Regions from separate parts of the Homo sapiens genome. Here region 1 is linked to region 2. Evidence: chromatin contacts called from ENCODE Hi-C or POLR2A ChIA-PET data. All regions are on one chromosome and are shown on one strand. Each heading gives the region's core, a stretch centred on a gene start or an enhancer-like site at or near the end of the contact. The rest is flanking DNA. Distances are from core to core; before and after follow the strand shown.

Evidence for each region. A loop is a pair of places that touch in the nucleus more often than their neighbours do. ChIA-PET counts read pairs that join two places held with the same protein, here RNA polymerase II (POLR2A). Pooled maps may share reads with other maps.
Region 1: a map of naive thymus-derived CD4-positive, alpha-beta T cell shows a loop between it and region 2 (10-fold over the local background). The contact joins the promoter of PLK4 here to the promoter of CCNA2 in region 2. A Hi-C loop is called at or near these places in 1 of 168 maps with a recorded cell type or tissue (naive thymus-derived CD4-positive, alpha-beta T cell), 3 of 37 single-sample maps with no recorded cell type and 9 of 50 pooled maps. POLR2A ChIA-PET finds 5 or more read pairs at or near these places in 1 of 52 experiments (activated T-cell).

Annotation. Positions count from the first base shown.
Region 1 is chr4:127,878,867-127,882,688 of GRCh38, reverse strand. PLK4 (polo like kinase 4) reads right to left here and starts at 1,796. Exons shown (of 16, transcript NM_014264.5): 1 at 1,525-1,796; 2 at 763-858. The coding sequence starts at 1,554. RefSeq lists an enhancer at 1,473-1,712.
Region 2 is chr4:121,822,314-121,826,462 of GRCh38, reverse strand. It overlaps CCNA2 (cyclin A2), which reads left to right and starts at 2,580. Exons shown (of 8, transcript NM_001237.5): 1 at 2,580-3,047; 2 at 3,817-4,060. The coding sequence starts at 2,835. It overlaps BBS7 (Bardet-Biedl syndrome 7), which reads left to right. Exons shown (of 19, transcript NM_176824.3): 19 at 470-2,134. The coding sequence ends at 603. RefSeq lists enhancers at 2,732-2,801, 2,992-3,041.

The DNA.
Region 1 (3,822 bases), core at 547-3,046, 6.1 Mb before region 2:
CCTCCCGGGTTCAAGCGATTCTCCTGCTCAGCCTTCAGAGTAGCTGGGATTACAGGTGTGCAGCACCACACCCGGCTAATTTGGTATTTTTAGTAGAGATGGGGTTTCTCCATGTTGGTCAGGCTGGTCTTGAACTACCGACCTCAGGTGATCCACCCGCCTCGGCCTCCCAAAGTGCTGGGATTACAGGCGTGAGCCACCGTGCCCAGCAGCAGCTAATTTTTGTATTTTTGGTAGAGAGGAGGTTTCACCATGTTGCACAGTTGTTTTCAAACTCCTGAGCTCAGGTGATCCACCTGCCTCAGCCTCCCAAAGCGTTGAGATTACAGGTGTGAGCCACCCACCCGGCTGACAAATAATTCTTAATTTGCTTATGTTTATGTTACTCCTATTAGGCTGACTTCTAACAATCAAGAATAATATTTTGTATGTTACAGGGAAATACAAAATTATACACAGTGAACTATAAACAAATTATTTGTTAGTTGATTTCTACTCATTACTCCAAGTATGGATAATTACACCACATACGAGGTCTACTGAACATTAATGAAGATAAAACTTACTTAAGCAAGGTCAAGGCTTTCCTAAAATATTTTTAAGTTCAACGGCTGGACTTGGCACTATTGTCTTCTGCCTATGTAAAGTGTTCCTTACACTATAATCAAAGGAAAGGCTAGTAGACAAGGAGTTTCTGACATCTCTGATACCTCTCTAGTTACTTGCAAAGTACAGGAGAGAAGTTGATTAGTTTATTCTTACCATTTTGATTGCAACTTCCAAACCAGTGTGAATGGACTCAGCTCTGTAGACACCAGCAAATGATCCTTTACCAAGCAGATTTCCAACTTTAAAATCCTTAAAAGTTAAAATTAAAGATTATGTGTGATGACTCACAGTAGAAAGGAAGATGGGAAGGGGCTGGAAAAAGAAGATAAAATGGATCGAGTGGGGAATTTGACAAAATTCAAGCGGGTATTACACCTCGATGCAGCAGGTGTCTAGGGTGGAAGGCATGTTGACTCCGTGCGGGGATACCTGCGCTTCCAGGCTGGACTGGAAGCTCAGGGTGATGGTGCACCCTAGTGATCTGGTTCCTCAACCTCAGTGCAGCCTAAGCGCCCTCCTCCCATCTCCAGCCAATCCCCGGGAGCGGAGGGCTCGGTCAGAATCCCGCCGCAGCTCCCGCCGGAGATAACCGCCATCCCCTTGGAGAAGTGGGAGGTAGCCCTGCCCTGCTCTAACGCGGTAGCTCGGGCGGGATTGCTGAAAGAAAGCCGCAGTGCCTCGGGACACTGCCGGGCGGGGAGGGACTCACCTGTCCCGCCTTCCCTACTCTTGTCTCTTGAGGGGCGGGCCGCTCCGCCCCTAAACAGCAGGGGTCTGGGCCGTTGGGACCCTCCCTAAGCACCTCGGTGCCCGCCCCGCAGCCGTTAGCTTCGTTCGCTCCCCTTCCCACAGCGGTCTCGTGTCCTCCCACAATTACTCCCACCCGCCCCGCTGCAGACTGCCGAGTCTTTTCACCTCGATCTTCTCCCCGATGCAGGTCGCCATATTTCCAGGCTCTGGCCTGGGTTCTCCGGATTAGCTTCCTTCACGCAGTCCCTTCGAGGCAGCGCTCCAAGCAGCCAGCCGGCCTTGGCGCCCATCAGGCTCGGCTCTCTAAACCGCCGCTCCAGGCGACGACGCTGAAACCACGGAAAGTTCTCCCTGACACCTTCCGAGGCCTGGGCGGTGCCTCTGGGCTCCCATTTTGAAAATCTCCCGCCGCTTGCCGTCCGAGCTAGGCTGGTGGTGACGTAACGAGATGGATCGCTCCGGATAGGCTGCGCCGGGGCGCGCATGCGCGGCAGACCTTCCTTTGCGGCCGGCCCAGGGTTCTAGACTTCGGGGCCAAGGGCCGGAAGCGCTGCGGAGAGTTTAGTTCGGGCGGGAGGCTGTCTCGGGCCCACTCTCGGAAGAACTTCTGCAAGACGGGTAAAAGAGCAGGCCTTAAAGATGGGACACTTATGGCTGATCGGTTACTTCACGGTCCGAAATACCACTTCTAATTCCGGAAAGGGTTTAAAACTATTTTAAAATGTCAAGCGTTTAAGACTTGACGGAACAGGGCAAAAAACATTACCTTCCTTTAAGGAACACCGTTTACACCACTACCGCTTATTCCGTAGTTTGTTATAACTGTAGTTAATGTGTACGGTACCTTAAGAAAACGAACTCCATTCTTTATTTTGGCAAACTCCTAAGTATTTAATATTATAATGTCATTTGTATAATAATTTACAGTTAGATCTCTCATACACATAATTTGTATGGATCAAAAGAGACCTCTGTAAGTTTGGGATGGTGTTTTGCAGGTGAGAAAAGTGTGATGCTTAAGGAAGGATATTTAACAAACAGAAGTAGCGCACAAACTTAGATCTTCTGTTATTAAGTGAAAGCTCTTTTCCTTGATGTTAGTGTGTATTTCTTTTTCTTTTTCTTTTTTCTTTTGAGATGGAGTCTCGCTCTGTCGCCCAGGCTGGAGTGCAGTGACTCGATCTCGGCTCACTGCAGCCTCCATCTCCTGGGTTCCAGCGATTCTCCTTCCTCAGTCTCCCGGGTAGCTGGGATTTACAGGTACGCGCCACCACGACTGGCTAATTTTTGTATTTTTAGTAGAGACGGGGTTTCACCATGTTGGCCAGGCTGGTCTCGAACTCCTGACCTCAGGTGATCCGCCTGCGTCGGCTTCCCAAAGTGCTAGGAATACAGGCGTGAGCCTCCATGCCCGGCCCATTTTTTTTTTTAAACTTTTTAGTTTCAAATAATTTTAAGCTTACAGAAAAGTTGTAAAAATAATAGAGAACTCCTGTTGTCCTTTACTCAGATTAACCAATTCTTAACATTTTGCCACACTTGTTTTTACTATTCTTCATGTGTAATATACATGTATAAATATATAAATAAGCCTATTATTTGTATTTTATGAATCATTCTAAAATAGGTTACATACACTATGCTCTTATACCCCTTATTTCTAAAGTGTGAATTTCTTAAGAACCAGGGTATCCTCTTGTATGTTTATCAAATTAAGGATATTTAGCATTGATACAATATTTATATTTAATCTAATCTACAGTTCATATTCCGATTTGTCAATTGTTCCAGTAATGTCTTTATTTAACATTTTTTCCTTCCAGTATAGATCTAGTACAGGATCACATACCGTATTTAGTTACCATATCTTTTTAATTTCCTTTAATATGGAAGAGTTCCTCAGCATTTGTATTTTTGTGACATTGAGATTTTTGAAGAGTGCAGGCCAATTATTTATCATTCGTTCATTTGTTCATTCCAGTATTACTGAGGTATAGTTGACAAAAATTGTATTTATTCAAGTTGTACAGCATGATGATTTCATATACATTGTGAAATGATTACAACAATCAAATTAACACATTGTCACCACTCTTAGGAGTGTGTGTGTGTGTGTGTGTGTGTGTTAAGGGCCAGTTATTTTACAGAATCTTCCCTACTTTGGGTTTGTCTCGTGTTTCCTCATGATTAGATTCAGGTTATGTATTCCTGATTGTAATATTACATACATGAGGTTATATTCTTTCCAAGAGACCACATTTGGAGGCACGTGATATTGTTTGTCTCTCATTAGTGATGTTAATTTGATCCCAGTTTCTCCACTGTATAAATTGCTGGTTTTCTACTTGCAACTAATAAGCAATCTATGGGGGAGACACTTGAATTTCCTGCAAATATTCTGCTCCTCAGCAAACCCCTCTCTCACAATTTAGCAGTATTATTGATTTTTCCTAAACTAGTCTT
Region 2 (4,149 bases), core at 1,331-3,830:
CAAGGTGAAATGATTTGCCCAGATCTTTGAACCTAGGACTATTTGCCTTCAAGTCAAATCCCAAGAATGGTCAACATATAGGTGGAATATTTTAATTCAGATAAGCTGTTAAAAATAGAATCTGCCTAGACTATGTCAAAATGGTCAGCTTGGTGGAAAAAATATACCACTTGTTGTGATGTTATATATACTGATAGCAGTTCAAAAATGGCCAGTAGTTGATTGTCTGAATTAATAGCTTGTAATCAATTGTTAAGAGGGTTATTAGGCAGATGATTTATATCTTGAAACTTGTTTTAAAATCCCCCCAAAATGACTATTTTTAAAAACATGGCTTTTAGGTTTGTGTATGTTAAATCATGGAATTACAGGTGCTTAAAAATAGATTATCAAGCAATTACTTTAGTGAAATACTGTGTCATTAAATATAACTAATCACTGACAGGAAATTTATGTTTTTTCTTTAAAGGCATGATCACTGATCTTTTCATAGATAAATTTAAGTTTAAAGGCACCAATGTAAAAACTAAAGTACCCCTTCTATTGGAAATTCTGGACAGTTATGACCAAAATGCATTGATTTCATTCTTCGATGCAGCATGACATACAAATAAGGTAAAGTCCCAAAGAAGTGGTCTGTTTAAATGAAAAATGTTAAAAGAGAATTAGAAGTTAACTGTGTATGTACTTTAATTTCAAATGCTTTTTTATATCTAAAAATATTTGAGATATAATGGCTTTTTAAAGTAATGCTTCTATTTCTTTTGACAAATTGAACTTTCTAAAACTAAAAGAGTCTTTTTATTTTTAAAACACAAGTAGAATGATTTAAATAGGATTTTAATGAATTTTTGGCAAGTGGCTGTTTTAATTTTTAAATTGAGAAGTAATATGTGGAAAATTAAAATATATTCAAATGTATTACAAGGTACATAAACACATAAACATGTAGACCGCTTTATAGGCTTCAAAATGTATTTTTATATATTACCTTATTTGATCTTCACAACTGTTGTAAAATTTGTCAAATCATATAAGAAAACTGATTCTCAGTGAAATTTTGTGATTAAGAGGACATGCTAATATTTTGTAAAGCTGGGACCAGAACCCAAGTACTGGTACTTGCTTTGTGTCCTGGTTACTATGTATGTTGCCAGCTAGTGGAAATAACCTACCAATTGTTTTTTCTAGGAGATAGGATTGATTTGCAACTGATATTCCTTTTGCTTGGTAGTGTTTTATGACTCTGCTGCAGTTTGTGGAAATGCTGGACTTGGCTCAGTGCTATAAATTGTAGCCAGGAAATAAGAAGAGCTTACACAGAGTCGGGGGATCTTAATTAGACATGCTGTAACCAGTGGAGCTATTCAGCGTGCTTCAAGTGAAGAGTGCAGAAATAGTGATGCCATCTTAGATTTTCCTACACTAGTATCTTCTAGATCTCTTTTTATCATATATGACATTAAGGCTACAGAAGTTTTGTGCATTAATCTTAATTCATATTTATTAATTTCAAGGGAATATTGAAAGGTTTTAAAATGGCATACAGATAATGGAAAATAAGCTTTATGTTTCAAGAAGGGCAGACTCACGAATTTTTTAGAAAACAGTGCTTCTTAATGATATGCTATTATACTTATTAGTTATGTGCAAGCTTTGTATATTCTTATATTTATATATAAATATAAAAATTTGTTAAAGGCACGTATAGTTAAGAGAGTTTTATTTTAATAAGGTCATATTGTTTTTACTATGTTTAAAAAACTTTACTTCTGAAAGGAACATAATTATATCTAGGTCACTAGAACGTCATTGTGTTTTTTGTTGGTTGCCACAGCTTGGGGAAAAATAGAAAAAAATTAATGACTGTATTTGAATATTTTGTAATGCACTGCTATTTATTATATATATCAACAGTAGTTCAAGGTGCCATCTTAAATTAATTGCATCTTCATTAGGAAAAATAAAAAGCATAAAACACAATTTCTGGTTACTATGAATAAACGCCTAAATGTTAAGATGACATTACAGTCTTGACACTTGAGTACTGTATTACTATGTGAGCTCCGTGTTAAATAATTTATGCACATTATTTAATCCTAACAACCATATGACTGTAGTTATTAGTCCCTATTAACACATAAGAAAACGGAGAATCGGAGATACTGAAAAACGTGCCCCAGATTTTAGACCTTTGGAAAAAGTCACTTAAGCTAACTAGACGTCCCAGAGCTAAAGGCTGGGCAACCCAAATGATAGTCGCCAAAGTTTAATTCCGTTTAATTCCCTAAAAGGCTTAGAGTCAGCCTTCGGACAGCCTCGCTCACTAGGTGGCTCAGCTTAAAATAATCGGAAGCGTCGGGCCCTAAATCCTACCTCTCCCCGCCCCGCGCAGGCGTTTTCTCCCGCCCCAGCCAGTTTGTTTCTCCCTCCTGCCCCGCCCCTGCTCAGTTTCCTTTGGTTTACCCTTCACTCGCCTGCGACCCTGTCGCCTTGAATGACGTCAAGGCCGCGAGCGCTTTCATTGGTCCATTTCAATAGTCGCGGGATACTTGAACTGCAAGAACAGCCGCCGCTCCGGCGGGCTGCTCGCTGCATCTCTGGGCGTCTTTGGCTCGCCACGCTGGGCAGTGCCTGCCTGCGCCTTTCGCAACCTCCTCGGCCCTGCGTGGTCTCGAGCTGGGTGAGCGAGCGGGCGGGCTGGTAGGCTGGCCTGGGCTGCGACCGGCGGCTACGACTATTCTTTGGCCGGGTCGGTGCGAGTGGTCGGCTGGGCAGAGTGCACGCTGCTTGGCGCCGCAGGCTGATCCCGCCGTCCACTCCCGGGAGCAGTGATGTTGGGCAACTCTGCGCCGGGGCCTGCGACCCGCGAGGCGGGCTCGGCGCTGCTAGCATTGCAGCAGACGGCGCTCCAAGAGGACCAGGAGAATATCAACCCGGAAAAGGCAGCGCCCGTCCAACAACCGCGGACCCGGGCCGCGCTGGCGGTACTGAAGTCCGGGAACCCGCGGGGTCTAGCGCAGCAGCAGAGGCCGAAGACGAGACGGGTAAAGGGATGCGGGATATCTGCAGGAGGGTGGGTCGAGCAGGGTTTGGCATTGGCTTAGCAGGCAGAGAAGAGTGGCGAGAAGGCATGTCCTGGGCTTTTGGAAGGGGGCCAGGGTCTGGAGTGCAGTTGGTGCTGGTGTGTGGTTTGCCACAGTAGGAGTTCTCCCATATTAGCATCAGGACCCCGCCAACACTGTGTGTATGCTGCCGGTCTGCTCTCTATAGGGGGCATCTGCCTGTACATAATGGGGTCAAACCAAGCTCTAAAACGTGTAGTCTTCGCTCAGCTCCGCGCCTTTCTCTCCACTTTTAAACCCCAGGCACTGCTGTAGGACTCTGACCCCTATCCTCCTCACGCTTAAGAGATGACCTCTACTTTAGAAAAGCGTGTACAAAATACTTTGCTTTTGGCAAATTCCGCCATTTTAGCCGGATTTGCTCTGTTGCTCCACCCTCGGGCGACAGTGGTGAACCAACAATTTTTTTGCTGTCTTTCCTAAACTTGTCACGTATTGGCCTGTCACCCGACCCTTCTTGTGGCCCTGATAAGTTTTGCATAATTCCACCTAGTGTTATCTATTGATAGCCTTTGTGGGAATGCCTGTGACAAATGGGAACATCCCTTCTCTTTTGAATACTGAAACTCTTCTTTGTCCCAGAAAGTTTAATTCCTGATAGAGTATTTGGGAGAAAAAGCAAAGGCCAACACCCATAAGAGAAAGAATGCAAGACTAGTAGGCTCAAAGCCAGTTATTAATTTTTTTTTAGGTTGCACCCCTTAAGGATCTTCCTGTAAATGATGAGCATGTCACCGTTCCTCCTTGGAAAGCAAACAGTAAACAGCCTGCGTTCACCATTCATGTGGATGAAGCAGAAAAAGAAGCTCAGAAGAAGCCAGCTGAATCTCAAAAAATAGAGCGTGAAGATGCCCTGGCTTTTAATTCAGCCATTAGTTTACCTGGACCCAGAAAACCATTGGTCCCTCTTGATTATCCAATGGATGGTAGTTTTGGTAAGTTTTAAGGAAAATCTGTGTGGAATTACGGTAATTATAATTATTAGATGATATTAATGATTTGCATTTTAAGATGTCTTATGTAG